Linked DNA regions of Homo sapiens: region 1 is linked to region 2. The links are chromatin loops, found by intact Hi-C in ENCODE. Cell type or tissue: A673. All regions are shown on one strand. Links, peaks and the distances in the headings refer to the core of each region. The heading gives the core; the rest is flanking DNA. Region 1 overlaps PGM1 (phosphoglucomutase 1). Region 2 has its middle 8.7 kb from the start of ROR1.

Region 1 (16,576 bases), core at 5,040-13,039, 140 kb after region 2:
TATACCTAGTCAAATTATGCCTTCTTCCAACCCCAAAGAGAATACTTGAAATTCCAACTCTCATTTTGTTGGCCTGGCAGGAGTTAGTTTTTTAGGGATTTTTTGTTTTTTTGAGACGGAGTCTTGCTTTGTCGCCCAGGCTGGGGGGCAGTGGTGTGATCTCCGCTCACTACAACTTCCGCCTTCCGGATTCAAGCTAGTCTCCTGCCTCAGCCTCCTGAGTAGCTGCGATTACAGGCATGTGCCACCACACCCGACTAATTTTTTGTATTTTTATAGAGACTTTTATAGAGATGGGGTTTCACCATGTTGGTCAGGCTGGTCTTGAACTCCTGACCCCATGATCCACCTGCCTTGGCCTCTCAAAGTGTTGGGATTACAGGTGTGAGCCACCGCGCCCGACCCCGGGGTTAGTTTTTTACCCACTTCGTCTCCCCAAACATTGCACATTCTTTGAAGAAAGTAATCTGCCCAGTTCCTGCCTATTCCCCAGGCATGCATTTTGCAGGTATGCAATACACATCTGTTGAATGGTTTAAAATGACAGAATCGCTTTTGTCTGAGTAAGGAAGTAGATCCATTCTATGGGAGTCCAGAGGCCAGCTAGGACCCAAGGGGAGAAGTTTCAAGGATGGAAGGTTTTAGTTCACCAGCAGAAGACTTTCTGTGGTTTGCAGTGTCACAGGAATCCCCGAATTGCATCACTAAAAGGGTTCAGTTGCAGGCAGAAAGGCTTCTCCAACCAGGCAGATGTATGTGTATAGGTTTCAGGGATTCTCATATACCTACATGTCTGAGAAAACCCTCGTGGTTCTGGTTCACAGTGATAGCTGCCCTCTCTATGGACCTGACCACACAACCCACGGAGGAAGAAGAGAGGGCTGTACACATCATGTTGCTCCTGAATTTAATCCTCAGCTTGCTCTTGCCCTCTTCTAAGAAAACGAGCATTTGGGGGCAGGTGAGTGGGGGTGTGGGGCTCAGGAGTATGTTTATCACATCTCCCAAATGACCGTCCTCTCAGAAATACATGGGGGCATGCAGCAAGAATGTAAGGTATCTTCTGAGGGGGAGGGAGAGTCCACAACAGCAGTTGCATGTTACTCAGAACCTGATGCTTAAGGTGGAAACACTGACCTTCACACGAGCTTACCACGAGGAGTGTCTCTACTATTTTTGCTACATACAATTAGATTTTTATCTGTGTGAATATTGCTCTGGTTGCAAAATAACTCTATTTAAAAACCATCAGAGAGACTTGAGAAAAGGCTTGTTGAAGCATCATGATACACACAGAAGAGGGCAACTTCCTATCCTCAAGAGATGGGAATTGAAAAGAAATGATTGTATACCTCCATGCATAGCATCAATACGGATCTTCAGTCGGTTTGGCCCAGAAAGTAGTTCTTTCAGTGCACTGAAATCAAAGATGCTTCTCAGCATTGTAGCATAAGCTTCTACCGAATCCACAATTTCCACTGTGAGAACAAGCAACATCAAAAGATGGAAGGATTAAACACATTTAGAAATATTATATTCTGATGTGACTATATTGCTGTAAACCTGCTATTGCTATTTTAAAAGGACAATTATTGAACAGCTCCAATAATACGGCTGTTAAGTGATATCCGATACTATCTAATACTACCAATCCTTACCCAATACTAACAATTTTCCTGAGAGGTAAATGTTATTAGTCCTATTTGATAGATGAGGAAACTCGACGTGTGAAGGGTTAAGAAACTTGCCCACACAGCTTGGATGAGGCACACAGGGGATTTTCAACAGAGGTTGTATAAATTCTGCTATGCCACCACAGTGCTTCCCCATTCGTCATCTTGAGAGGTGTGTTTTGGTGTTATAGAGAGTAGAAAATGTAATCCCCACTTTTCTTTCCTTTTCTTTTTCCAAGTCCATTGTCATCAAGACTTAATGGTACTAAGTGGAAAATGAAATTTTTTAATGAATCACTTTTCACAGGTACTGCTTAAGGAATAAAACAAAAATAAAACTTATATAAATATAAGAACTTAGTATTGTTGTTCTTGTTGGATGTTCAAGGCTTCTGAACATTTTCAAAACTGCTGGATATTCAGGGGTTCTGAACATTTTCAAAATATGAAGAATTTAAGAAACTCCCTACTGGAATCTTCTGAACCTCAAGAATGTCTTCGAGATGACCAAAGTGTCACTTTATCTTTGTTAGGATGCAATTGTCAGCTCTCCCTGAGTAGGTTCAAACAAAAAAATGCAATCCATCCTTTAGCCAGGAACTAAATGACTAATAAAATGCATTCCATAAAGTTGCAATCCAGAAGAAAGAAAACATGTTAGGGCAAAGTCAAAATGCAAGTTCATTGCCAATCATCTCATCCTCATTTTATTAATCTGAATACTTTTATAAATATTTATTCTGTCAATTATTACAATAATTCAACAACAAAATGTTAGCCACAGCTGCCTATGTAGGGAGTTGCAATTTGGTCCCCCCAAAATAGTCTGATTGATTTTACTGAATGAGGAAAACTAAAATGGAAAGTGTAGTCTTGCGAATCATTCAAACCTGAGTTGAAATCTTCGTTTTGCCATTCACTGACTGTGACCTTGAGCCTGTTACTTAATCTCTCTCAGCCTTTGTTTCCTCATCTATAATAGTGAATGCTGACAGTGCTGCCCTGACAGATCTACTGTGAGAATAAAATGGATTAACACGTGTAAAGACCTTGGCATGTAGCAAGAGGTCAATAAAAGTTAACTATGAATGTAATCCTGCAGGTCTTCTAGTCAAGGCATGAAAACTGAGGCCTAGAGTGCTGGAAATGACTTACTCGATGTCATGCAGCTGATCCCTGGCAGGGCCCAGGGAGCCCAGGTCTCTGGTCTCCCAAACCTAATTCCAGACTTGTTAATTAACTAACACTTGCAAAGCTTACAGAGCACTCACGGAAATCTTTCCAAAGCTGAAGACCCTCTACTAAAACGTTGAAAGGAAAATCGCTCAACTTGGAAATAGGAGTGGGCAGAAAGAGGAGGAAAGTAAACATGCCTGTGAAGGGTTTGAACTTATTTTCCAAGTCAAACTGCTGCTTTCCCAGAACACCAAGGTCTACTTTCAGGTCAGGGCAAACTGCATATTCTTCAATTGTCTTGCTGATTTGGAAAATTTTATCAGTTATTGCTTCTGGAGCAGGACCTGGAAACCAAACAGCAAACAGTGGGTTACTTCGTGCAGCTCACATGGAAATACAAAGAATCCAAAGCTCATCAGTTCCTCTTCACTAGCACATCTACCATTTCATCATTCAGTCAGCAAAGTAGCAGGATTTTTCTAAAAGAAAATATCATGTTAAGGAAGATTTGCGCATGGCTCTTCATATTCAGGTACAGTCAAATGAGAAGCATTTCACTGTCACTGAAAGGAAGCAAAGAGCACCTCCCTACCCCCTGCAAAGGATCAGAACCAAAACCCTGGTCTCCCAAGGCTCCAGGTATTGATTTGTCCTACTGAATGTAAACTTACCTGTCCTCAAAATGACAGCAAACTCACCTCCATTAGAAATATTGAATTTGATTCCAAAATCTCCATTGGGGCCCCCTGGGTTGTGACTGGCTGTCAGAATGATCCCACCAATGGCTTTGATTTTTCTAATGATGCAGGATACAGCAGGGGTGGAGAGGATTCCATTCTGTCCGATAACCAAGCGACCGATCTAGGAGAAGAAATCCAGAACACACTCTTTAACATCAATACATCCAGAGTCACCGCTCAGAAACAACACCAAGACAACAGGCAGATGGACAAAAAAATAATAGTAATAATCTGTTGGACAAGAAAAGATTTTATTTAATAAAAATCTGCAGCTTGGATGTCTCCACCATATTACTGAAATAGAATCAGCAATGTTGAACAAATTCCTTCAGATGGTTTTCGGGACTTTGTAGTTTTAGAAGTGTGTGGTCTGTGTGCACTGTAAGGCTCCAGCATGAAAACACAGCATATTAAAAAGAGCCTTTCCAGATCGGGGCCACAATTTGGATGCATTGAAAGAATATGAGAAAACCCACATTTTTATCCAATTCAATCATACTTTCAATCCACAACGGGAGAAAAGAAAAGGTTTAGCTAATTAAAGGGATTCTACCCAAAGAGAAGGCTTTTTTAAAGTAAAAAGGGCAAATTTTATATCAAGATTATTGAAAAATGACTCATCAATTTATCTTTCCAGTCAAGCTTGGCTTTTTCATATAGTGGGTTTCCTCAAAGCAAGACACACCTACTTCTGTTACAGTGTACCTGGGTTACCTCCTGGGCCTAAGACAAGAATGCTGGAGTTATTCCTGAGTAAACCAGTCAGAATGACCTACATGAAAGGGCGACAGATGGGACTTCTGTTGCATTCTTAACTTACCTTCCCATATCTCTTACAGATGGTATCAGTACTGCTCCTAAATCTTTTTTGCTAAAATGACAGTAATTTATATCTGTTTCAACATGACTCAAGTTGGAAAAGAAGGTTGAGGTGCTGTCAGTTCCTCTTAAAAAACAGGGATTTTTTTACATTTTCCATTTGTTATTTCTTTTTGCTTCACCCAAGATAAACATGATTGAAGAAACAACTTGATGGTGGAAGATGTGTTTCTAGTGTTGAAAATGTCCGTGAGATACCTGGATTCCCTGGGGAGAGTTTCTCTGGGACTGTTGGCTCTGCCACCCTTCCATAGCCCATTGAAAACCGTCAACCACTCCACTACCAACCACCTCCCAAGGAGCACCTGGTTCCCTTCAGTTACCTCTTGGCTCTCATATGTCAATCTCCGAACAATTTTTGTTGTAGCTCCCCTAATATATTGGTTATATCCTGCCTTCCCCAGGAAATGGTAACCACCAGGGTGGATGCTGTCAGTAGGCTGCTTTTTAGACTACAGGAACCTGCAGATAGTGTGAAATCAAAACCGATGATTGTTACTGAGCTACAGAGTGCTTTCTACATCCCATGGTACTTTTGATCCATTCCCACATTTGCTCTTCCCAAGTACCACTGCAAACATGAAGAAGCTGAGGTCCAGAGTTATCATGATCCTGCCCATTCATTCATTCTTGCCTCCATCCAGCAGCAATAATAACAAGCATTAATGGAAAGGTACTATGGCAGACACTGGCGTAGATGACACGACAAGGCCACACAGCACATTAGCGGCCATGGTGGGGGAAAGTATTGAAACGTCCTGACTCAACACAGTGACATTTCACCTTCCAGCAGTTTCCAGGTGTGGTTGTGATGAGAATAAAAGCCTATGTTCGGGCAGTTCCAGAATGTCCATAGGAGGGGTTTAGGGGTGGCTTGTCGAGTTGTATTTACACACCAAGCATACCAATTTTTATATAGATTGTATTTGGTGTGGAAGGAGAGGCTGGTGATATTAAGCTACACCACCCATGTCACCCCTTAATTCTACCATTCCTTATGGTGAGATTTGCAATGGTTCCAGGCTGAGGGGATTATGCCAGGGGTAAGAGTAAGAAGGAAAGTTGAGAGATAGAAGCAAGGTAGCTTCTCTCTTGAGCCCAAGAAGAGGTACATCTGGTGGAAGAACTCCCCTTCCAGATCAGGCTCTTTCTTGGGAATCACCCTCAGGAATATTGCTCTCGATCTGATACAGGAGAGACACTGCTCTATTACCCTCCTTCCCTTAAAGATGCCTGGACCACTGCAACAGCTCCTAACTCAATCTCCCCTGCCTCTGTCCCACATGATTCTCTCTTACTCGACCCTGGCTGGATCCATCTGACCTACTCAAACCCATCTAGTTTATCTTTCTAAATCATAATTCTGTGTCCCTTTTCTGACTCCAAAACCCTCCCAGAAATTCCACTTCTAGGTATATACCTGAAGAATTGAAAGCAGGACGCAGACAGACACTTAAGCACCAAATTTCACAGCAGTATTACTCACAAAAGTCAAAGGGTGGAAAGAACGCTAACGTCTATCATCAAGTGAATGGATAAACAAAATATTGTGTATACATACAGTGGAATATTATTCAGCCTTAAAAGTGTGTGTGTGTGTGGGGGGGGGGGGGTCCTGCCATATGCCACAAGATGGATGAACCTTGAGGACATTATGCTAAGTGAAATTTGTCATACAGCATTTGTCACAAAAGACAAATGCTGTATGATTCCACTTACATGAGGTATTTAAAGAAGTCAACACCATAGAAACACAAAATACAATGGTGGTTGGCAGGGGCTCAGAAGAGGGAAAGATGGGGAGTTGTTCAATGGACACAGACTTTCAGTTTGGCAAGATGAAAACTTTCTAGAGATATGCTGCACAACAATGTTTTGTTACCATCACTGAACCATACACCTAAAAATGGTTACGGTGGTAAATTTTATTACATGTTTTTACCACAACTAAAACTTTTTAAAGAATTTGTCACTGTACTCAAAGATGACATTGCAATCTATAGATATGGATGTGATTGGAAGGACATATATAGGATAATTTTTTTTTTCTTTTTTTTTCTCATGTGACTGCCAGGTCATAAGGATAAATATTTTTTAACTTAAAAAAAGGGAATAAAATTCTGACACATTCTACAGCCCGGATAAGGCTGGAAAACATCATGCTAAGTGAAATAAGCCAGATGCAAAAGGACAAGGATTGTCTGATTCTGCTTCTATGAGGTAACTAGAATAGGCAAATTCATCAAGACAGAAAGTAGTACAGAGGTTACCAGAGGCTGGTGGGAGTGGAAATGGGGAATGATTGTGTAACGGGTACAGAGTTTCTGTATGGGATGATTTTTAAAAAAGGCTCTGGAGATGGATAGTGGTGATGGTTGTAAAACATTGTGAGTGTAATTAATGCCAGGGAACCATACACTGAAAATGGTTAAAATGGTAAATCTGATGTTATGTACATTTTACCTTTCCTGGCTCCCAAGTTAGAGATAACCCCCTCAGCCAGGCACTAAGAGTCCATCCTCAAATGGCCTCCCCTGCCTGCCTTCCTTTCCCACGACTTCCTTCCTTAAAACTCACGCCTCCCCACCAAAATGGGTATCTCATTGTTCTCCAAACATCTAATAGTCAAACATGGCAGGGAGTAAACTTTAAATATTCCTTTTAATTGAAAACAGGGCTTGGTATTTTCTTAGGTTATTTAAAAAACAAGTTCCATTTTCTTTGTCCTGTAATCATGCACATGGGTCCTGCTCTTACCTCTAAACTTACCTCTCAGTTTAGAGCTCTGGGGACTGAATGAGATATCAATATTCTAAAAGGGGCCCGTCAATATCTTATTTTGTGCAATAAAACGTCCTTTAAAAGCAGAGAGCTCTATGTAAATAAAAAATGAAGAGAAACTTATAACCCATAAATGCACCAGATAAAGTATGGTAAAGGGAAAAAAAATAAAATGATCTCCATTTAGCTCAGTGGGCTGAAAAGCCCTCCAAGAATCAGCTTATGGGCACAGTGGGTATTAAAGAAAATGAGAAAGGAGCACTGACTTTTGTCAAAATCTGTGGTAATAATTATCCTTCCTTTAGATTTCCTCCCTGCAGTCCCACCCACAATCAAAGGCATGTTAAAACAGTCAGAATTTAGGATATGTTAGAAAGAGAAGAAATCAAACCCTTTAGAATTTCACAGGTTTAAAGCGCATCCGATTGAAGTGCTTTATCCAGTCCACTAATATTTTAAGCAATTCAGTTGGTTAGCATGACTGTTTTAAATGCAGTGCTATTTTTAATAAGGTGGCTCTCACCTCTAAGCTTACCTTGAAAAGACTTGAAAATATTGCTTGGGCTGCCAACAGCTCTAACAAATAGGCAGCTACCATATTTAGTCAATTATCACTTAAATGTATTATTTAGCAAACCTTCAGAGGGCAAATCTGAGAAAGTCTGTAGGGTGTGCCTGAATTACACATTCCTACCACTTCTTCCACATTCTTCAGCTCCACACAAAAATGAAATGGAGCCAAATATATCACAGCAAAGGGGACAGTGTACCAGATCCACTCAACAGTCTAGATATATGTGGAGAAATAATGTTCCATTCGTTCCCTCTCAAAAGATTAAAAGCATCTTAATACTGTTCCCTTTGCAGCTCTCCTCAAAGAAAAAATTTATGGCATGTCACATTTTATCTTAAAAATGTGTATGCTTCATAATAATTTCATATTTGAGTGCTTTATCAGCAACTTTTACATGAGAGGCATTCAGATTCTGAAACTGAGTATCAGGAAAACTCTAATTATAAACAACAGGATCTACAAACACTTTAAAATTTAGTGTGGTGGTACATTTTATTTTGTTTTGCTTTAATTTTGCTTCTGCAAACATACCTGCTCAGCATATTTTGAAAATACACTGAAAATGAATGTCTAACACACTTAGTTGCAATACTACATTTTATCTACCAAGAATCAGAATCTCTTCCAGAAAAGAAATACACCAGATTTTAAAATTTGCAGGTACTGAAGGACTATGTGCTCCAACTAATTGCTAATCATTATCTAAAACACTAAAAATGTATTTCTGGTCCCACTGAGGAATTTGCAGAGCAAAAACATCAATGTCCTGATGCCCACCTTCCTGGAAACCAGTGGGCTGCACGAATTGTTAGATTATCAAGATCAATGCGTTCTGGTACAATATTCCTTCTCATTTGCTTAATCCAGCCAACACGGTTTTTCACGATGCAGAGGTTTAGCAGAGCCGCCTCATACTATAGTCTTACAGGAGTTATTATCTCTACCCTGCTGCACAAATTCACCATGCGCACGGCTTCTTTGTGTCCAAGGTCATTATAAGCAGGTGCCCCTGTAACAGGTCCCCTCAAAAGGCTCACACCTAACATTTTCCAACCCCTCCTAGCATTTCTGCGTGACTACCAGGATCCATAAACAACAGCATGCCCTGGCTTTTGTTTTCCTGTTTGACAAGTGACTGAACTTCAACAAGAAAGCCATTGAAAGAAAACAAAATCCTCTTCTCTCCACCATTCAGTAGAGCCCTCTTACACAGGACAGGGTGCCCCTTGAAGCTAGTTAGAATGTAGATAAAACAGCTTAAGACCGGGAGTGTGCTTTAAATGTCTAAAAAGCAACAGGTACTTTGTCAAGCAACAGAACACAGCATAATACCTAAGAAGCTGAACTTAACATTCCTGTATCCCAGTGTGGCTAATGTAATTTCTGAAGTATTTTCACAATATACAATCACTGAAGTTACAATGAAACTTAGCTGGATGTTAGTAGAATTGAAGTGTATACCACATATAAATCCTTGTACGTTTGTATACTTCTGTAAAATTAAGGTTATTTGGAGAGCCAGAAACATAACAATACTTATCATATACCCACCCCATTGGCAGCTGCCATCTGCACTATTGTTTCTATTGCTGATTTATTAAAGTACCGCCCATCTCCACCAACCACCAGTGATGATCCCTGGCGATCTTTTAGGTCTATGGAAAAGAATATACTCTGGATGAAATTCTCCAGATAGCATGGCTTTTCCTCAAAATAATAGGTTTTCTTCCGTAATCCACTTGTTCCTGGTTTCTGATCGTGGTAGGGAGCTGTAGCAAAAGTCAACAGAGGGAGAGGACCTTCTTCCATTTTTCTATATGTCCCAGAAATCCATTCTTCAAAATCACTCATCCTTCACTTCCACCGACTGGCTCAGTGAGGGTGTCCAGAAAGCAGTCAAGGGACTCCAAAATAGGTCTGTCCAACCTGAAGCTGCAACAGTGTCGTATGAGTAACTAAAATAGAGGGTTTGCATGGACGATCACTCTCAATGAGAAAGCTTGGTTAATTCCTTGTTGTTGTTGTCCCTTGTGAACAAGTTAAGGGCCACACACCCACTCGCACCCACACACAAAGCAGGTCTTCAAAGTTGTTTTGATGAGGACACTTCTGCCCACTTAACCAAGCCAAATACCCTTCAATTATTTTTGTCTCATTTCCCCGTTAGGGTAGAGATAGCTCCAAGGAGTGCTGCATGCAGCCAACTTCAGCTGTAAACACCAGGTGGCTGACAGGCTCCACTCTCAGAGCCCAGGCAAAGAGGGCAAATGCAGTCCCACGAAGCAGATTTGTGAACAAGACACCCTGGTGTGGCTCTCACTGCTCCTGCCATCCCTTAAACCAGAGCCTCTCTGGGCATTCATCTCTGAGAAGGCCATCTGCAGCTAAAGTTGCCCCATGCCACCTAGCAAGTTAAAGGTCAATCTTAAAATGGAAGTGAGGGAGCTTAATTTACCCCTGGTTTTCTTACATCACTGTCATTTTGAAACCTAAGAAATTATTTTTACTTCACACATGCAATCTATCAGGAAAAAAATTATCTAACAGATTTATTCATTGGCCACCAAAGATTTAAGAAAACAGTGTTCAGTTCTAGAAGAACAGATACCTCCAAAGTTGCCCTGAATAACCAACAGCTTGGTCATTCCTTTGAATATACAAAAAAACAGGCGTGAGGATGCACCAAGTCCTTAAAAATGTAAGCAAAACACGGAAAAAATATACATATGTTTTTCTGAGTACACAGGGTTGGATCGAGTTTTTATTTAGAAAAATAATATGAACATGAGATTCGTTTTTAACATTTTCTCAGTTTTAAGCATACTTGACTTTTAATAAAATGTTTTTAGGGAAGCAGTTTAAGTCCTTTGTATTTGAAGAAACTAGGATGTTTAAAAATATTTTACCTAAATAAATTTCATATCTAATTCCATTTGATCCCTGAGATTTTATTAATGATCTATTTAAATACATACATGTGTGTTCTCAGCCAGGCATGGTGGCTCACACCTGTAATCCCAGCACTTTGGGAGGCCAAAGTGGGCAGATCACCTGAGGTCAGGAGTTCGAGACCAGTCTGTTCAACATGGTGAAACCCTGTCTCTGCTAAAAATACAAAAATTAGCCAGGCATGGTGGCGTGCACCCGTAGTCACAGCTACTTGGGAGGCTGAGGCAGGAGAATTGCTTGAACCTGGGAGGCTGAGATTGCAGTGAGCTAAGATCGTGCCATTGTATTCCAGCCTGGACAACAGACCAAACATGCACTGAGGAATTAAGGTTTTGAAGGGAAAAGTGAATCATCCCTTGAGCAACAAAATCTGAGTCTTTTTATACTAACTTGTCAAGTAGCATCCGAAAGTAGACAGGCACTGGTAGCTGCCAACTGCCCTCTGTCAAGAATGCCGCTGTGTTCCGGGGCTGCTCTGCACAAGACCAGCAGGAATAACAGGCTCACAAGCAGAAAGTAGGCCACTGGCAAGGGAGCCCCTTCAAATGACAAATGGGCCTGGCCCATGTGCAGGAAATACCTCGAGACATAACATTAACACAATTCACAAAACACATCTATTATGTTGAAAACCAGTCAGCCAAAAGACGACTACTTTTTATAGCTTATTTTGGGCTCTTAATTTGTTTTTAAAAGTCAAATTCTTTAGAAATTAATTGAAAAAGCAAGCATGCTTTATTAACAGTTTACATAACCACTGTTTTTCAACGTACTATAAATGATTTTTTAAATTCCTATTTTGTAAGTTCTGTGCCAAGTTTTCCCTGGTTTTATATGGGCTTGTGAATTAGGCTGGCATGTGTGTCTTGACATATCCGATAATAGATCCAGATTTATAAAATATCATTCCAATAATCTTTTCATTGGAATAACAGAGCAGCCAACCACATAATTGGTAGTTTTCTTAATGAGATCTTGAAATCCCAGGGTAAATTTGGGGGTACTTGGGCACAAGGATATTCCCACATCCCATACCAAAGCCTCTCTGCCCACATAATACACCACACTCCAGCATAGTCTCTGCTGGCAGCCTCCCAGTCTCTCGGTGAAGTTCTTTCTGAGGGCAGAATTACGAGAGCAACATTTTAAGCAACGACACATGCCAGGCATGGTGTTTGTCAATATGCAAAACTATACCAAAAGAACATAATCCTTGCCCTAGAAAAGCTTCTATTCTAAAAATGGGCCTGATCATAATTTTATGAACACTATAGAACTCAACCCCATATAAAAATATTACCAGAAGCAGCAATGTTAGATGGACTGTGAAGTATAGTAAAAAAGAAGAGACATTAAAAACATTAAGCTTCCTAAGACACTCAGACTAAGTGGGGCAGCTATTAAGAAACTCATTTGTTTTAGCTCTCCAGCAAAGGTTGAACTTCATCTTCAGAAACGTTACTGTCGAGCATAGCGAACCCAATTTGGCCTAATGAATTCGCCTGCATTGCCAGTACTCCTTCACAATGACACAAATTACATTTAAACCATATGGGGGATTTAAGGATTACTCCCTTCAGACAAGGAACTTTCATACTGGTCTTGGGTCCAATCAATTTCACAATGGCAGAGTTATGAACCCCTTCGCTCCCAGCCTTGCAAAGACTCCAGCTTCCATTTGCATCAGCAGTGATACCTTCCCAGTAGAGCATAGCAGAAACCGTAGACTTACCAATCCTTTATTCACTCTTTCTTTTCTATGTTTCTTTAAAAAATATTTAATGGACAGTTAATAATGGTGTCCCAGGCCCCATGTGAGGGCTGGCCTGAATGGGTTCACCTCTTCACACCAAGAATTCTTTCTTAGCTAATGTCCCAGGAGTGGGCATAAGGGATGAGCCTGATAACCCTATTTCCAGGCATAAGCACTAGAAAGAAAGGCAGAAATTTGGCTTAAAGCAGCAGGGTTAATCAGACACTCCAGCCCAAGGCCCTATGCTTGTGATGGCTGCAGGTGCCTGTTCCAGAGGGCTTGAAGTGTTTGTCCCCAAGAGTGGAAAACGGTTATTCATTTCTCCAGCCACCAGTAACTAAGCAGGTAGTAAATGCTCAGCCCCAGGCAAGGCACTACATTCTAACGGGAAGGGCACAGGTTCAGCAGCCAGATACAACTAGGGCTCAAATCTTTCACTGTAAAATGTATGAGAGGTACAATCTAGAGCAAGTTACTTAACTCATCTGAGCCTATAAAATGGGGATAGCTCTGAAGTTTGTTCAGAAAACTGAAAACAGGTCACATGTGAAAACACCCAGTACTGTGCCTGGTATAAGGTAGATTATCGGTCATTGTCAGCCCCCTTGTCCTTCTGAGCCTCAATTTCTTCATGAAATAATACCTCTCTCCCAAGGTTTTTGCGAAGATTGCCTCAGTTAATGTCTAGGAAAGCCTTTATGAACTGGAAAATGATGTAAAGATACAATTTTTTTTCTCACATTCTGAGTGGGGTTGGAGATAGAAACAAAGGTGGATGGGCCTCTGTTCTCAAAAAAGTTCACATCAGAAAGGAGCCATCATAGCGGGATGGCCTTGGTGCTATCCTGAAGGTGTGTTTACAGAGCTGCGGCTCTGAAGAGGTTGCAGTGACAGGGATGAGACTGGAGAAATAGTTGGGGCAAGTCTATGGAGCCTTGTGAACCGTGCTAAACTTTATTTTGAAAGTGCTGGGGAACTATGGAAATTTGTAAGCAAAAAGAATATAAACCAATATGTTTTTGGAAAGTTGACTGGCTGGCAGTGATGCCTTGAATGGCTTGGAGAAATAAGAGTGGAAAAAGATTAACCAAGGCTTGCAAAAAGGGTCCCATCCTTAGCTGGGGTGGCTTTGAGGGTCCCAGTCAATGTGATCTTGTCCAGCACTGTTCCTCTGCCAGCTTTCTACACACAACTTCAACTCTGAGTTCTTGGCCCAGTTTGAGCACTGCTTTTGTTTTTTTCCTCTCCTACTGTGAAGATACTCCTTGAACAACCTCTTTCCTCTGACCCTTTTTCCATACTGTGCTTTCTACTCATCTCCTCTCTTCTCTGAGAACTGTCCCCCAACTATTCCATGAGAGTGAAGGCCTGAGGCCAGGTGTCTACTCCAGGACCCTGACTCCAGGCCATGAGCAAATGGGGTAGACCCCTGACTAAAGCTGGACCACTCATGTTTTCTCTCCTTGGAATCTAGAATTGGGACTCAAAAGTGTACTAGCCAGATTAGGTTAGCCCTTGAACCAGAAAGACAGGTAAACTTATGAGCTGTGGGGCAAGAACAGTTGAGGCATGAGAATATCCACAGAACTGCTGCTGACAGCCTGACAATATGTGAGAGTCCGTGACAGCTATGCAGGATCCAACTCGGGATCATTCATACATCTCTAAGAGTTGTGGATCTGATGTACGGGAAGAATCAGAAAAGAATTCGAAATAGTATCAAGCAGAAAATAGGTTAGATGAATCTTCTCACGTAGGTAGGGCTTGCAGATTCATCAGACCTGAGAATCGGGAACAGGGGCTGGGAACACAAGCCACTGGAGAATCCCTTTTGGCGCTGGTATTCTGGACTCGGTGCCTCCACATCCAGACCCTTGGCCGAGCCACACCTCACCCAGCTGGTGTCACCCCAATTCAACTGGAAAGGTAACCCCTCATCACTTGAGGTGAGAGAATGGTTTTTTAAGTAGGCATTTTAAAACATACTCTCTTAAAATTAAGTGTACAGATGATGAAATATATCACATAGGATACAAATAATAAAATGAACATAGTATTAATATTTTTGGAGTAAGGGGGGGAAAACTAGGTATATTTGGCATTTGAAATACATTTAAGAAATGTGGGATATTAGTTTATCTAAAGATTAGCCTTGTGGTTCCAGTTTATAATTAAGTGCAGGTTGTGTTACTTATTTAGACAGGATTTTAAGTTTAAGGAGGTATGAGAAGAATTTTATGAGAAGAATTTTATCAAAATTATAAACATTAGTGGAACATTCCAGAAAACTTGGACTGTATTATATTTATAAGTTTAAGTCATCACATGCAGACAGTATACTATAGTACTTGAGGGAATGGCCTCTAAAGCCAAAGTGACAGGGTCTGAACCCTTATTCTACCAGTTACTAGTAATATGATCTTGGACAAGTTACTTAACCTCTTTGTGCTTCCATTTCCTCATCTGTCAAGATGGAGATAATGATAGCAGCTCTACTTTACTTGTTGTAGTCAAGTTTGAATGAAGCAATTTACAGATAGTTCTGAAACCAGGGTGGCTATAGTATGCCCTGTACAAGGATCTGCTGTTATTATTTGATTACATGAGAACAACTTGAATACTTGAAAAGTTTTCCTTATTAGACAAGGAATTTTAAAAGAAAACAAATATTTGACTTAAAAATTTGAAATATTCATAGGTGCTTGATTAAATGAGTTTGTAAAAAAAAAACCACACACACTGAGAAACCTAATTTCCATTGACAAATGGGTCAGCAGAGAGAGAGGAAAATGAAACAGATGTGCTGAGACAACCAGGAGACGCTGCCTGGGTTCCTCTTGTTTCAGGGTCTTTTTTTTTTTTTTTTTTTTTTTTTTTTTGTGGGGAGGCAGAGTCACTCTGTCTCCCAGGCTGGAGTGCAGTTGTGCAATCTCTGCAACCTCTGCCTTCCAGGTTCAAGCAATTCTCGTGCCTCAGCCTCCTGAGTTCTCGTGCCTCAGCCTCAATCCCACCTGAGCTGGGATTACAGGTGTGTGCCACCATGCCCTGCTAATTTTGGTAATTTTAATAGAGACAGGGTTTCACTGTGTTGGACAGGCTGGTCTCGAACTCCTCATCTCAAGCGATCTGCCCGCCTGGCCTCCCAAAATGTGTCTCAGGGTCTTGAAGTCCATCTGCCCCACCACTGCCTGTGGCTGCAGGAGACGCCCCTCTCTCTGTGTGCAGTCCTTGTGTGTCAGGCCTCATAGGGGCTCACTGAACCCTAATTGGGCTTCTGCTACTTATAGCTGCTTACATCTCTTTACAGGGCTGACCAGGGCTCCGTAGTACCTGGGTCCTGTTTGCCAGCTGTGAGCCAGGCCTCACCTGCTGTCCAGTACAGGCAAGAAAAGGAAGAGAGAACACTTCCTCCCCTTCTCCTTTGAGCTCCCTCAGTCCACAGCAAGGAGACAGGCCGAGTACCATTTTCTGACTAGGGGACCGTGGGCAAGGGATGTAGGCTCTTTGTGCCTCTATTTTCTCACCTTTGAAACAGGGATTGAAAGTGGTAGCTACTGCATAGATTTGTTGTATTAAGAGACAGGAGTTTACAAATGTAAAGAGCTTAGCACCAGCTGGTTCTAGTGCTTTGCAAGCCCTGCGTAAGTATTAGCCTTTAGCACTGCTCTGAATCTGAAAACAAGCAGGCGTGTTTCATACCCAACAATTGGGACGGGCCATTGGCTATGTGCATTTTAGTAGAGTTAGGAAATGTTCTCTAAAGAAAAGGAGAAATTACATTAAAATTGGAAGAAGGTACAAGGTCAGAAGAATTACAAGGGCCAGATGGCTTAGAGCTCTACAGAATCCCATGTTCACAGAGACTCCTGAAGTAGATTTTGAAAATAAAAACAAACATAACAGCTGCCTCTGCCTCAGAGAGTGTACAACCTTTAGCACGCGTCAGTTGGCTGTCCATCTGTTCACCCATCCATCTACCCAATATGTCCTATATAGACCGATGTGTTGTATTCATTTCACCAGGCACTGTACACCTCAGGAAGACTCAAGT
Region 2 (16,576 bases), core at 4,384-12,383:
GTTCTTACACAAGTAATTTATACTTCGCCTTTTTGTCTTTAATTTGTAGTCTCACTGAATTCAATGTCATCTGTACTGCCTCCTGGCAAGATTTATTGAGGATTATCTGTGGTTATTTTTGCCAATGTCCCATGGTTTTTTGAAAGGTGTTTTTGTCTTCCGAATGTGAAGATAGAATACTGTATCGATTTATCTTCTTTGTATTCATTATTTTTTCAGGCCTTCTGAATCTTTGCATGTTTGTTTGTTTGTTTGTTTTTTGTCTAGCTGCTCTGCCATGAGCCAAGGGATCATTAAAGACCTCTACAATGAGTGTGTTTTTGTCCATTTCTCCTGGTTTAACTTTATGGATTTTGTAATTCATAAATACCCATAATGATTTGACTTTCCCTGTAGAGACTGCCTTTGATCATAAAAAGTGGTGAGCGCCTGCTGTTTTCAGGGCTGTGCTCTAGGCTCTGAAGATGCAAGGGTAATAGGACACCTGTCAGTCTTGCTCTGGAGGAACAGGAAGAAGCCCATAGTCTCTCAATAATCACGTGGCCACTTACTAAATACCTCCTGTTTGCCTTGTGTTTTATATGCATTTGCTCACAAATCCTCCATTGACACTAAAAAGAGTCATTAAAAGTATATACTTCTTAGCTGTTTTACATATATTATCCCCATATTACAGTTTTAGAAATTGAAACTCAAAGGGAAAGTAAATGACTTGCCCACAGTCTCACAGACATGGGGTAGCCAAGCCAGCACTCAGGCTGTTTCCACTGAGAGAGTTAAAGCCTGTAACCAGAGCCTGGCACATGATAAGCACTCACTCGGGAGTTGTTGCTGTTGCAGTAGCCTCTAAGAACCCAGCTTTAGGGTTTTAAAATGAACAGTCACTTCATGGAGGGCGAGGACTCTGTCTCAATCATCTAGGTATCTTGCTGGCCTCTAACAGTACCTGGAATGCAATAGGAGCTCAATTAATGAACAAAGGTTAGGTCACCATTTGGAAAATATTAATTTCTCATCATATTTGTTTTATAGGGGTGCATGGAGGAGGGACAAAATTTCATCCATACTCCTTGGCACCAGGAAAAGCAGATCCCTGAGAGCTGAGACATTAGAAGGGGGAAAAAATGCAGCCCAAAGTATGTCCCAGCAGGTCATGGACTCCAGACTCCCAGCCCTTTGCCTTCAGGCAGGTGAATGACTAACCCATGCGGGACAAACAGTCACTTATTCTTCTCCAGGACTTCATGGCAGGAGCTGTGTCGGTAGTTTTCCCCCTTTCTATCGCTCTGACCTGAGGTCAAAAAATGATAGACAGAGAGGCCTTGGGTCAACCAGTTCATTACCTACATTGATCTGTCCCCCAAGTTTCTCTGCCTGAGATCTATTCAATCCTGTCCCAATTATCTCGCTTCTTGCCTGAGGAACTTACTGCACAAGGTTCTCTTGTTGGGAAACAGTCTTTGATGGTCAGTCTTAGTATATCACAGCCCAGAAATCAGAGGATACTCAGTTACACTGCACAGTGCTGGGCAGTCCTCTGTTGTCTACAGTCAATACACACAGTTGTCAGACAAGGAGCCTTTCTCATCCACCCACCCTGCCCCCAGCCCCCACCCTATAACTCCTAGGCCCAGGTATCTTAGGTAACAGACAGCTGCTAGTGCTGAGTATACAGAACTTAATGGCACTTTTATCAGTACTTAAACTTCCAGGAACTTAATCACAGAATCATAGACATAAGGAATGTGAGACCTGGAAAGGGCTTTGGAAATTAACTAGTACACCCCCCTCAACATTTTATACAGGAGACATGTGGGACTTAGGAGAGTGAAACCGCCTTGCCCAAAGCTGGCCAGAGCCAAAACTAGGACCTAGACCTACCAGTCCAGACCTGGGTAAGGACCATCATCAAATCATCCCAGATTCCTTCAGTTTAGCTATAGCACACAAGTTTCCAAAGAAAAGGTTAGCAATGGCCTGGCACGGTTGCTCATGCCTGTAATCCCAACACTTTGGGAGGCCAAGGTGGGTGAATTGCTTGAGATCAGGAGTTCGAGACCGTCCTGGCCAACATGGTGAAACTCCATCTCTACAAAAAAATACAAAATATTAGCCAGACGTGGTGACACACCTGTAATCCCTGCTACTCGGGAGGCTGAGGCATGAGAATTACTTGAGCCTGAGAGGCAGAGGTTGCAGTGAGTGGATATAGCGTCACTGCACTCTAGCCTGGGCAACAGAGCAAGACTCCATCTCAAAAAAAAAAAAAAAATGCTGGGGTGGGGGGGTGTTAGAAAAGGCTTTTCCTGTTTAAAAAAGTAAAAGAGGTAAAATATATATAATATGCAAAATATATATATGTGTATATGTATATTTATTTATTTATGCAAGTTCAGTAAATGCCAATGTTTAAGAGCACAGGCTGGGGAGCTGGGCTGCTTGGTCTCAAGCTTCAGCTTCTCTGGTTTCTGCTGAGTGACTATGGACAAATATCTTAGTTGCCTGTACTTTTGTTTCTCACCTGTAAAATGATGATGATAATAATAGCACCTATTTCATGCTGTGGTTAGTGTTAATTGAGTTAACTCTTAGAAAGTGCTTTTATGAGTATCTGGCACAGAGAGACACCTAATAAATGGCAGATATTATCGTTATTATTATTTACTGCATGAACCTACTTATATCATCAAAATAAGGTTGGTCTTAGCCCATTTTTAACAAATGGGCTAAGTGAAGTGAGTTTTTAAAACTTGCCCAGAGTCAAAAAATTAAAGCAAAAAGGCAGGACTCCATCCCAAGTCAAATATCTCTCTACACTATACACCACTGTCTCAAACCCCTGGTGGGCTATGATAAAAGCTCCAAGCAATCTAAATGTTCCTCTCACAAGCCTCTTTTGGCCATGCCCTCTCTTTTAGGAAGCCAGAAGTTGACACAAATGGATAAGAGAACCCAGGTGAAGCTACTCACTTCCCAGGGGCCTGGCACAACCTGAGGTACTGGCTGAGGCTCCTGCTACTTACAGAGGCACTCATCTCCCCTGGCCTCTTGCACTGGCACACACGGTTCTGTTTATTATCACTGTAAGGCATAGTGGGAAAATGGAACAAGAGCAGGGCAATAGTAAATCATTGGGGTCAGGTGCCAAGGGGAGCATTAAATAGAAAACTATCTTTCATTTCAAAAACTTGCTGGTGGGAGAGACTCATTTGGGCCATCCGCTTGATTTACCCAACAAATACAACCATTAATTATTCTTGGAGAAACGGTGTAGTGTGATGCTTACCAGGAAGAGTTCAGGAGCCAGACTGCATGGATTCAAATCCTGCTCTGCTCTTAATAGTTGTGAGTACTGGGTCCCTGTATTTTAGTTTCTTCATCTGTAAAGAGGCATAATAATAATACCTACCTGTAGCTTTGTTCTGAAGATTAAATTAGTTAATACCTGTAAAGAATTTAACATAGTACCAGTTACACAGTAAGCAGCCAATATTTATTAGCTACTATTGTTAGTGATTAAGAGAATGGACTCGGGCTGGGCGTAGTGGCTCACGCCTGTAATCCCAGCACTTTGGGAGGCCGAAGCAGGCGGATCACGAGGTCAGGAGTTCGAGACCTGCCTGACCAACATAGTGAAACCCCATCTCTACTAAAAACAAAAAAATAGAAAAATTAGCCAGGCATGGTGGTGTGTGCCTGTAATCCCAGCTACTTAGGAGGCTGAGGCAGGAGAATGGTGTAAACCCAGGAGGAAGAGCTTGCAGTAGGCCGAGATTGCACCACTGCACTCCAGCCTGGGCGACAGAGCGAGACTCCATCTCAAAAAAAAAAAGAGAGAGAGAATGGACTCTAACATCAAACGGAGCTGGCTAGATGACCTGAACAAGTTGTTTAATTTCTTTATGATACAACATTCTCACCTGCTAAAAGGAGAGAGAGACAGATAATAGAACCAATCATATAAAGTCATTTTTAGTATAAAATAATGTACTTTATACTTTGAATACAAAAGTCACAAAACAGTGTTTGGGGAGCTGGGCATGGTGACTTGTGCCTATAATCCCAGCTACTAGGGAGACTAAGGTGAGAGGATCTCTTGAGCCTAGGAGTTTGAGACCAGCCTGGGCAATATAGCAAGACCCTCATCTCTGTAGAAATATATATTTTTTTAAAAAAAGTGTTTAGCATGTTACTTACTCAAAAAATTGTTATTATTATTGTTTTTTCTCTAAACTATATTATGAGATAGGAGAGAAGCATAAATTTGGTGATCATACAACCTGAATTTCTAGCACAATCTTGATTTCATATATTTTGTTCCATTAGCCTCTTAGGTCTATTTGTACATGAGTAGAAAAGAAGACTAAAAATAATATGTGTAGTGTCATCAGAAATTCATAAGTAAGAAACTTAAGAATAAGGGATTGTTAGTGAAGCTATTACAAGACGTTATAGACTATAATACTTCAGAAAGCATTGGAGAAAATCTTAGAAAATCTTGGATTTGGAAAAGATTTTTGACATCACAAAAACCATGAAGTATAAAAGAAAAATTTGATAAGGCCAGGCACAGTGGCTCATGCCTATAATCCCAGCACTTTGGGAGGCCGAGGTGGGCAGATTGCTTGAGCTCAAGAGTTTGAGACCAGCCTGGGCAACATGCCGAAACCCTATCTCTACAAAAACACACAAAAAGTAGCTGGGTGTGGTGGTGGGCACCTGTAGTTCCAGCTACTCAAAAGGCTGAGATGGGAGAATCACTTGAGCCCAGGAGGTAGAGGTTGCAGTGAGCCAAGATGGTGTCAGACAGAGTGAGACAAAGAAGGAGGGAAGAAAGGAAGGAAAGAAGGAAGGAAGGAAGGAAGGAAGGAAGGAAGGAAGGAAGGAAGACTTGATAAACTGGACTTATTCAAAATTAAAATCTTTTGCTTTTCAAAAGACATTGTTTGAGAACACATGGATACAGGGAGGGGAACATCATATACCGGGGCCCATTGGAGGTTGGGGGAAAGGGGAGGGAGAGCATTAGGACAAATACCTAATGCATGCGGGGCTTAAAACCTAGATGGCAGGTTGATAGGTGCCGCAAACCACCATGGCACATGTATACCTATGTAACAACCCTGCACGTCCAGCACATGTATCCCAGAACTTAAATTAAAAAAAAAAAAAAACATGAAATTGCTATACAAATAAAAAGGTAAGCCACAGACTAGGGGAAAATATTTTAAAGACTTATGTCTGACTAAGAACTTACATCTGCAACATACAAAGAACTCTTAACCACTCAATGATAGGAAGACTAAAAACCTGACTTTTAAAAATGGGCAATATAATTGAAGTGACACCACCAATGAAGATATATGGATGGCAAAAAATATACATTTAAAGATGCTCAACAACATTAATGATCAGGGAAATGCAAATTAAAACCATAATCAGAAACTACTATATACCTAATACAGTGACTAAAATTAAAGAGATAACCCATATCAAGTTTTGGCCAGGATGTGGAGCAACTGGATCTTTCATATATTGCTAATGAGGATATAAAATGGTATAGACACTTTGGGAAACAGTTTTGCAGTTAAAAGCTAAATCTATATCTACTATATAATCCAGCCATTCCACTCCTAGGTATTAACCCAAGGGAAATGAAAGCATATGTCCACACAAAGACTTACACATGAAAATACACAGTAGTTACATGTGTAATGGCCCAAAAATTGGAAACAACCCAAATGTTCATCAACAAGTGAGTGGAAAAACTCTGGTATAGACATATAATAAAACTCAGCAAACACAATAAATAAATTATAATGTATGTAATAGTGTAGTTGAATAACAAAATAATTATGCTGAGTGAAAGAAGTTAGAGTTTTAAAAGAATATATACTACACGATTTCATTTATATAAAATTCTAGAAAATGCAAACTAATCTACTGTGACCAAACAATAGGTCATTGTTTACCTGGGGTCAAAGAAATGGAAGGATGAATGACAGATGGGCATAGAGACATTCATTTATGGGGGTGATGGATTTGTTCATTATCTTGATTGTGATGATGTTTCACAGGTATATACCTGTGTCAAAATTTACTGTAGTAATCTGGGTCCAATCAGGAGATAGAAACCACACAGTAGATAAAGCAGAAGTTTAACAGAAAGAAAGAAATATTAACTATGATATAAAGAATAATCATACAATATAAAGCAACTATCTATGGTACCCTAAGGGAGATTCCTTAAAGAATTACACACTTGGAAAGGGTTCAGACCTCATTGGAGAAGGCATGGTCAACCACTGGACAGTAAGGGAGTTTGCCGATATCGCCAGAGTAAGGCAAATGATAGGTCACCCTCAGGAGAAATGCAAAGGGAATTTCCTAAATTTCTAGCTGGGGAGCAGCAACTAATGGCATGGGCATGCAGTGAAAGTCTGGTGTGGGCAGGAGGCCTTCAAAACATGTGGGCAATGTGGAGCTTGCAAAGAAGCAGCAGCTTCTGTGTGTACTCTTCCCACCCTGTGGCTGCAGGTGGGCTCTAGGGACTTACAGAAGAAGCAGCTTCTCAGTGTGTGACCCCCTCAACCACTGATGACTGCATGCAAGCCACACTCAGGCTCTGGTTTTCTTTCTTTCTTTTTATTTTTTTCTGTGAGACAGGGTCTCTCTCTGTTGCCCAGGCTGGAGTGCGATGGCGCGATATAGGCTTACTGCAACCTCTGCCTCCTGGGTTCAAGTGATTCTCTTGCCTCAGCCTCCCAAGTAGCTGGGATTACAGGCACACAATTAGCCACCACACCTGGCTAATTTTTTGTATTTTTAGTCGAGATGAGGTTTCACCATGTTGGCCAGGCTGGTTTCCAGCTCCTGACCTCAGGTGATCTGCCCGCCTGGGCCTCCCAAAGTGCTGGGATTGCAGGCGTGAGCCACTGTGCCTGGCGAGGCTCTGGTTTTCATGTCAAGAAGGCTGTGAGAAATATTATCACCAGGCCAAGGCTAGAAGATTGCAGAGAAAGTGGGTTCTGGGCCTGAGGCTGAGGCAGCCTCCATCAAATGTTCTCACACCCACACCACTTGGCCCATGCTGGAAACTGCAAGAAGGCTTTTCCTCTTGCAATATCCCTCCAGAGCCCTCTATTTTAAAAGCTCACTTTAAAGGAGAAATGCTTAAAGAAATTCCATTGTTTATCATAAAGCATATATTAAAGGGTGAACTTGGAGCTGAGAATAATATCTATCTTCAAAACGAGCAGTGTAGCATCTTCAACTCTCTCTGCTTCCATCTTCACAATGCCTTCTCTCTTACAAGGACTCTTCAAATTACATAGGACCCACTTGGATAATCCAGGATAATATCACCATCACAAGATTTTTACCTTAATCACATCTGCAAAGTCTCTTTTGCTGTATAAGACAGCATACTAACAAGTTTCAAGGATTCAGATATGGAGATCTCAGCCTACCATACACCCTTTCTAAAGACACTAACAGAGGATAAACTAGCTACTCAAGAAAGCAACACTTTCCCCCACCAAAAAAAAAAAAAACAAAAAAAAAAAACATGAAATCTAGGAAAAAGATAAGTGAAGGAAATTCCCAAAGTGATAAGAAGGAAGGGAGGTTCCAGGAAGAAACCAAAATAACAAATTAGAGAAAATTAGCCAAGATTGGAACAGGTCTAAGGCTCTGGGAGAGAAGTCACCATTGAATAGACTACTAGATGGATTTAGGCCTGAAAGAGACTTTCACTTTTGAGGAAGAGTTTTGGAATGAAGTAGTAATGAGCATATAGATATCACTAAACAAACACAAATATAAGACAATTATTAGTTCCATGGAATACAAGAAGTTATACAAAAAAGACAAATGTAAACATAGTATATTACATGGCTTAGCTGTCGATAGAGATTGCATAGACATACTATTATAAACACTGAATCTAACCAAAATTATGATCTAATTATAATGGGAGCACAGAAGGATGGGAAGTGTATGGTGGTGGTGGTGGTGGTGGTGGTTGTAAAAGAGAGGTCATATTTTATAGTGGAAAGTCAATAGGTAATACCTGCCACTGAAATATTAAGATGTAGCTATATGTTATTTAAGGTCATGAAGCTAAATATTGAAAGCATTGAAATCACGAAATAGATGTGGAAAAGCGGACTGGATTATGGGAGACACTGGCATCACTGAGAAGCTCAGTAGTGGCTCTCCTCTGTAGGCCAGGCCAGAGCTTAAGGTAGGAAATGCTGTTATGAAACTGGGATTGCTAATAGTAATAAGGATGATAATATCCCAAAATAAAGGCCAGGTGAAAGCAGCATGGACACAATCAATGTGATGAGCAGTGAGATTGGAGAGGCCACCAGGGTAGCCTGGAGATATTAATAGAACACAGCATTCCTAGGGGCAAGATATATGGATGTGTAGGCAGCCAACAAGGGCATTGTTCAAACCATTTGGCTAAAAGAAATCAAGGAGGTGGAAGACAGCTTCCCTAGTAAAATATCACGGTAGTTTATCGGTTCTAGGCCAGGACCAGTTTTCTGACCCAGAATACACTGAGTAAATGAAAGGTCAGACGCTCAGAAGAAGTTCCCTATGACACAGCGAGTGCATTAAAGAAAAAGCTCTTCCACAGAACCAAGCCATGGTATGAGTTGTTGTCCAACTTGTTGCTGCTTTGGCCCATTTAAGCCAGGAACCCCTTTGTTATTGGAGGGTGTCTGCAGTGGGGAAAGATGTTATATGAAATTAATGGCAACCATCAATCAGAGAATCACAGGATAGATCTCTAAAGGTTCTGTGTGGTCATGCCATGTGTAGCAAAGAATTACTGTCCAAAAAACAGCATCCCCTTGCTGATGATTGGGGTAATTACTCTTGCAAGGATGGTAATTCCTTTATTCAGTGATGGGTCTCTTGGCATGAGGAATCTAAGTAACTGGATGGACTGCAGGTATAGCTTTCAAATTTGATGGGGTCTTGTTGTGAGCTTCGTGGAAGGGTTCTTTCAATGGGAGCAGAGTCCAAGGTTATTGGGAGGGGAAGTACAGGTTCTATGTGCAGCATTCAAGAGATCATACAGATGAAATATAAAGACATAGGCTGAAAGCAAAAGCATAAAAAAAGATGTACCATACAAACAGTAATCATTTAAAAAACTATCATAGCTCTAATATCATCAGAGAGAACAGTACATTACATGTATCACATCATCACTATGTACTCCATAAATTGTACAACTATTATGTGTCAACTTAGAATTTTTAAAATAAAATTAAAAAGAGACACTGTTAAAAACACAAAAAGAAAGAAGACAAAGAGTTAAAAATCAATTCATTAAGATCACATAAAAATCCTAAATTTTCGTGTGTTTATATGTATGTTCCTAAAAATAGAGCTTAAAAAGCAAAAATTGACAAAAGGGAGAATAGAAAATGAACAATCACAGTTGGAGACTTGAGTACTTTTCTCTCAGTAAATGATAGAGCAAGAATATAGAAAATCAGTAAGTATGTAAGCGATGGGAACACTATCAATTAACTTGATTTAGTAGATGTTTATGAAACGCTACATCCAACAGCTAAAGAACACACATTCTTTTCAAGCACTCACATAACATTCATCAAGATAGACCATCTGCTAAGCCATACAATGTCTCAGTAAATTTCAAAAGATTGAAATCATAGACTATATTCTCTGGCCACAAGTCAAGTAAATTAGAAATCAATAGCAAAAAGATATGTAGAAAATCCATCTACATTTAAAAATTAATCGACATTTTTAATAACTCTGGAACCAGAGAATAATTCACAAGAAAAATTAGAAAATATGTAAACTAAATGATAAGGAAATCATAGCCTATTGAAATTTGAGAGATGCAGCTAAAGCGGTATGAAGGGGAAAATTCATGATTTTAAATATTTATATTAGAAAACAAGAAAGAGCTAAAATCATGATTTAAGTATCCATATTAGCAAGTTTAAAAAGGAAGGGCAAAGCAAATCCAAAATAAGCAGAAGAAAGTAATGAGGATAAGAAGAAAATTTAATGAAATAGAAAACAAGTAAATAATAAACAAAAATCAACAAAGATGAAAGTTTGTTCTTTGAAAATATTAATACAATCGGGAAACTCCTAGTGATATCAAAGAAAATAAGAGGAGAAAAAAACCTACAAATTACCAACATAGGGCATGAGAGAGAGAGACTATAACCACAGGGTCTACAGACAATAGAGGACAACAAGGGACTATTATGAATAACTTTATGCCAACACATAAAGTTGTAGATGAAATGGACAAATTCCTTGAAAAACACAACTCACCACAATGGATAGATAGAAGAATAAATAAAAGACATAAATAGCTATGTACCTATAAAAGACAATTGAAATCTTAATTTAAAACATTTTCACAAGGAAAATCCCTAGCCCAGATGACTTTACAAGTGAATTCTATCAAGTATTTTAGGAAGAAATAATTCCAACATTGGGCAAACTCTTTCACAAAAGAGAGGAGGGAACAATTCCTAATTCATTGTATAAGCTTCTATGTCCCAAACACCAAAACATTATGATAAAAGACGTTTCAAGAAAAGAAAATCACCCAATGATGACTGCAAAATAGCACTTGAAAAAGAATCCAGCACCCATTTATATATTTTAAAATAGTTCCCATAAAACTAGAAATACAAGAGAACCTCTGAAAAATCTGATAAAAGGGGTCAAGCACAGTGGCTCATGCCTGTAATCCCAGCACTGTGGGAGGCTGAGGCAGGCAGATCACTTCAGGCCAGGAGTTTGAGACTAGCCTGGTCAACATGGTGAAACCCTGTCTCTACTAAAAATACAAAAATTAGCCAGGCGTGGTGGTGCACACCTGTAATCCCAACTACTTGGGAGGCTGAGGCACAAGAATTGCTTGAACCCAGGAGGTGGAGATCGCAGTGAGCCGAGATCACGCACTGCCCTCCAGCCTGTGTGACAGAGAGAGGCTGCCTTAAAAAAAAAAAATGGCTTCTAAGGAAAACCTAGAGTTAACATCATAATTGATGGTGAAATATTAAAAATGGTCCACATAATGTAAGGGACAAGGCAAAGGATGTAAACTTTCACCATTTATATTTAATATCACACTGGAGGTATTCGCCATGTCATGCATGTGTTGCATAAGGCAAGAAAGAGAAATAAAAGGCAAAAATATTGAGAAAGTAGTAAAATTCTATTTTTTTTTTTGTAGGTAATGATAGTGGACGCAGAAAATTCAAAAGAATCAACACAACAACATTTTGGGGTTTTGGTGTTGTGTGTGTGTGTGTGTGTGTGTGTGTGTGTGTGTGTGTGTTCTTTTTGAGACAGGGTTTCGCTGTGTCACACAGGGTGGAGTACAGTGGTGTGACCACAGCTCACTGCAGCTCAAACTCCTGGGCTCAAGGGATTCTCCCACCTCAGCCTCCCAAGTAGCTGAGACTCCAGGCACGGGCCACACTGCACCTGGCTAATTTTTTTTTTAATTTTTAATAGAGAAGGGGTATTGCTTTGCTGCCCAAGCTGGTCTTGAACTCTTGGCAACAAGTGATCCTCCTGCCTTGGCCTCCCAAAATGCCAGAATTAGGTGTGACCTACCTCACATGGCCTAACACAACAACATTTTTAAAACCCTACTACTAAATTGATAAGTGAATTTAGCAGGGCCTCAGGATACATGTTCAATATACAAAAATCCATCATATGTCTATATATTAGCAATAAACAATTGGAAATAAAATTTTAAAATAAATTTTATTTACAATAGCACCAAAAACCATAAAGAACCTACAAATAAAGTTTATGAAAGAATTAAAAAGACCCCTACACTGAAAATCTACAAAATATTATTGACAGACATGAAAGAAGACCTAAATAAGGGGAGAGCTATATACACCTTAAAAGATTCAATACTATAAATATGCCATAAAGGCAGAAAAGCGTATCCATAGAACAGAATACAGAGTACAGAAATAGGATCACACATATATAGACAATGATTTTTCTGCAAAGGCACCAATATAATTCAATGAAAAAATAAAAGTCTAACAAATTATGCTGAACCAACTGGGAAAAAAATGAACCTTAATCTGTACTCCATAGCATAAAGAAAAATTAACTTGAGATAAATTAAAGCATAAATGTAAAAGCTAAAACTGTGAAACTCAAGGAATAATTAAAAAACAAACAACACAATAAAAATAAGCAAAAGACTCAGATACATCTCCAAAGAAGATATACAGATGGCAAATAAACACATGAAAAGATGCTCAACATCATTAATTATTAAGGAACTTCAAATTAAAATTATAATAAGGTACACTGCTTACATATTAGAATGGAAAAAAAGACTGCATCCAAGTGTTGACAAGAATTGGGAGAAACTGGAACTCTTCTTACACTGCTGGTGGGAAACTAAGATGGTAGAACTTTGAAAAATATTTTGGCAGTTTCTTACAAGGTTAAATACACACCTACAATAGGACCCAGCCAAATCACTCCTAGGCTTTTTCTCCAGAGTAATGAAAGGATATGTTCATACAAAGACGTATACTCAAAAGGTCATAGCAGCTATATTTTTAATAGCCCCAACCTGGTACAACCCAAATGTTCATCAACAAGTGAGTGAATAACAAACTATGGTACATTCATATAGTGGAATACTACTCAGCAATCAAAAGAAATGAACCAATAATGATATACACCATAGCATGGATAGCAAAATATTTAAGCTTATTGAAAGAAGCCAGACATAAAGAAAAGTACATTCTATATGATCCCATTTGTGTAAAACAAATAAATGTATAGCGAAAGAAAACAGATCCATGGTGACCTGGGGACAAGGTGTGGAGAGACACAGATGGATCACAGAAGGTCATAAGGAAGCTTTTGGGGGTGATAGATATGTTCATTATCCTGATTGTGGCGATGGTTTTATGGGTGTGTTCATGTGATGAAATTTATCAAAGTGTACACTTAAAATATGTTGCTTTATATTATGTCAGCTATATATAAATAACCTGCTTTTTAAAAAAATGCATGGCCAGGCATGGTGGCTCATGCCTGTAATCCCAACACTTTGGGAGGCCGAGGCGGGCAGATCACGAGGTCAGGAGATGGAGACTATCCTGGCTAACACGATGAAACCCCATCTCTACTAAAAATACAAAAAATTAGCAGGGCTTGGTGGCGGACGCCTGTAGTCCCAGCTGCTTGGGAGGCTGAGGCAGGAGAATGGCGTGAACCCGGGAGGCAAAGCTTGCAGTGAGCCGAGATCGCACCACTGCACTCCAGCCTGGGCAACACAGTGAGACTCTGTCTCAAAAAAAAAAAAAAAAATGCGTTTAGGCCCAACCAAACACTACTAAGCTAAATACAGCCCTCAAAATGCAAATTTGCCTCTGCTCAAGTTTTGCTCCTGCCATTTAAGAGTTAAGAACATTGAGACCTATAGAGATATAGTAGCTTGACCTGGTCAGGTTCTGTTTATAAAGTCAGTATTTAGAGGCTGGATAAGAAAAGGGCAAAATAATGTTGCTGTTGTTGTTGTTGTTGATGATGATGATGATGATGATGATGATGATGATGATGATTTAAATGGATTTTAGCTTTTTATCTATTTTAAGAATTGCTTTTGCAATGGAAAGCAGAACTAAAAATCAGAAGGTCTGGTCTGAATTTCCACTCCATCACCAATTAGCTCTATGACCTTGAGCAATTTCCTTAGTTTGCAGAATCTGTTTCTTTATCTCTACACATATGTTAGAAATATCTACCTCATAAAGACTTCTTGAGGGTTAAATAAAATAGGATATGCTCAAGTACATTTTCAATAAATATCAGTTGGGTGAATTTAATCTGTGAGATAGTAGTGAAATATATATTATGAATTGATAGATTTATAAAGCCAAGGATGTAAGAAATTAAGGGCTTGCCCTGGGTCATGAAGTTAGGAAATGGAGAGTTGGCATATCCAGCCTCCCAACTCCTAGTCTAGTGTTCTGTTATAAAAAAAAAAACACCCACTGAGGTTTCTGGGGGGAAAAAAAAAGCTAAAAAGCCTGTAAGTGGGAAGTCAGGAGGTTCTTTTCTTCTCAAAGAATCGCCTAATTCAGGGGTCTCAAAATGGCAGCCAGTGGCCATATATGGCCTTCTGAAGTCTTTAGACTCTGAGTGCATTGTGTTTTAAGAAATTCAAGCCAACATTTAGAGTTTGAGAGATTTCAAATAAAAGTCTGAATTTCCTGCTTGTTTTGCAAAAAATTAACAGATCAGGCAACACGGAGCCCTCATGGAGGAAGGGCAAGGGAGAGCCAGAGCTGAGGAGCAGGTGCCCCTTCAGATGAGGCGGGTCCCCTCAGATCCTCACAGTCCCCATCATTTCCTCACGCCTTGACACCAGGCCCACCTCACTCATTATCACAGGAACCTAGCCTCTGCAGGCATTGATTTTTGCAACCCACGTTTTACACCATTCTGCCCCATGCAGTTAACCTTCATTTCTAGGGACCAACCGTGTTTATGATTTGTTATCTAGAAATGACAATTAGCTGTGTTGACATTCGGCCAACCACTCAACAGAAATCACTCCCTTTAGGCTGCATATGTAAGCAGTTTATACACACACCAATTGAAGTGGAGATCTGGCAACCTTCCGGCATGTTACAGAATGTAGATATGCAGTCAGGATTTTTTTTTTTTTAACACCAAAGTGGATATATTTTGGAGGTCCTGACTCTCAAATAATCCAACGTGACATTCTAACTTAATCAAATTTACCTGGCAACTGCCCTGTTTCCATGGACCTGTGCTCCAACAGTGGAATTTAAGAGCCACATTAAATTTCCTAAGGAAACTTATGGGTGTAAAAACCAGTGCAGCCTAGGACTTGAGATAGCTCCACATTCAACCTTAAATGAGCCCATGAAGTAAACACACAAAATACAGGAAGAGAGAGGGGAAACCCAACAGCAGTAACACATCAAACATTATTTTTATATGCAAAACCTACCAAACCACCTACAATTAGTGAATACAGATCACTTTTCGGCTCTGAGATAGTCCATCACTGCATACAAATTAAGTTAAAACGTGTGCTTGAGACCTTGGAGTACATCGGCTCTTGATTCTCTGTCAGTACAAAATATTTTTCCTCTTTCAATGTAAACATTGAATCAGGAAGCCTGCAATGAAACTATATAGTACTATCCAATCTAAAAACATGTTTGGAAACCAAATTCTGGAAACAGATACATATTCCCATTTGTCCGTCCTCATAACTACAAAACACAAAGAATAACCTAAAGTTTTAAGTATTCTGATTATACTGGATTTTGCCACTATTAAACAGGTTACTATGAGAATAATTGCCCTAGACAGTTATACACAACTACGGAAGAGCCACCCATGGGAGGAGAATCAGCTGATTCTTTGTGTTCTACAATTTTTGTTTTGTTAAACAGTGAAATGTTTGTGGTCAATATTATTCTGGATTTCATTCCCCCAGAGAAAATGTACTATATACAAAACCCATTTTCTATTATTACTTTTTAGTAATGGAGTTAAAGATCTATTGTCTGGTGTGATTTGTAAACACTATCAAGCCGGGAAGGGAGCTCCTCAAAATCCAATGATCATTTTAAGGATACCTGTTATAAATTTTAAATAGTAAACACAGGTACCACCAGACCCAAGGTAGAAGTTGGTATTGGGGTACAGAAATGTTTCTATTTTCCTTTTCTTGTTGTACTCAGAGTCCACTATTTACTCCAGACTTCCCTATCTCTCTAATAAGTGCCAGATTTTTATTGACACATTTCTTCTGCTTTCTGCCACAGACACCAAAAACTCTGGAATGTGGGGATATCTTTTCCAGCTACCATCATCTCCACACATTTTCAGAGAGATCACTATTATCATTCTCCAGGGCTCTTGACTTTGTTTTTAAAACATAGTCCCATTACACACACAGTACATCTGTTTTCCTCTCAGAAGAGAAGCATTCTTGATTACTCTGCCTTTTCCCCTCAGAGAACTGTACTACACACAGATGACAGAAATCTTTTGATCAACAAGCTTCCAAAGAGATACAGATTTGTTCTCCACAATGAGCAAGGAAGCTGTATTCATTTTTTTTTCTTTATTACAAAAAAAAAGGAGAGATGTGTGTAGGGAATCCTAAAAAAAAAAAAAAAAAAAAAAAAAAAAACCAAACTGAGAGGACTGCCTTTAAAGAAAAGAGGAGAAAAACATTTACAAGATCACCCTAGGAACTTGCACAGAAATTGATTCCCCATATTTACGCACAAACTACCACAGTTTGAGCAGAGAGAACATTGGGCTTTTCCTCTTGGATGCTGTATCTTTTTTTTTTTTTTAATTTTAATTTCATGGAACTCTGAGCTATAGATTCACAGCAACACTAGGCATGCATTGTCACTACAGGGTTTTTCATCTCTCTGTAACTTTACAGACCAGCTCAAAGAATCCCTGGGCTAGAGGGAATTATTTGGATTCCTGTTTACAGCTGAAGAAACTGAAG

What was found. Hi-C counts contacts between places; a loop is a spot of excess contacts. Peaks named below come from ENCODE experiments on the same cell type or tissue, not always from the same donor. Only the 100,000 strongest peaks of a DNase experiment are listed, where the experiment ranks them.
Region 1: it touches region 2 in a loop (2.1-fold over the local background); 19 of 110 quality-filtered maps call a loop at or near these places.

Annotation. Positions count from the first base shown.
Region 1 is chr1:63,616,559-63,633,134 of GRCh38, reverse strand. PGM1 (phosphoglucomutase 1) reads right to left here. Exons shown (of 11, transcript NM_002633.3): 2 at 3,548-3,710; 3 at 3,047-3,193; 4 at 1,353-1,478. Among named protein-coding and RNA genes, the nearest start is that of PGM1, 31 kb to the right of the region's middle. In A673, for the core only: no CTCF peak of the experiment used is centred there; no DNase peak of the experiment used is centred there.
Region 2 is chr1:63,757,017-63,773,592 of GRCh38, reverse strand. No RefSeq gene overlaps it. Among named protein-coding and RNA genes, the nearest start is that of ROR1, 8.7 kb to the left of the region's middle. In A673, for the core only: no CTCF peak of the experiment used is centred there; no DNase peak of the experiment used is centred there.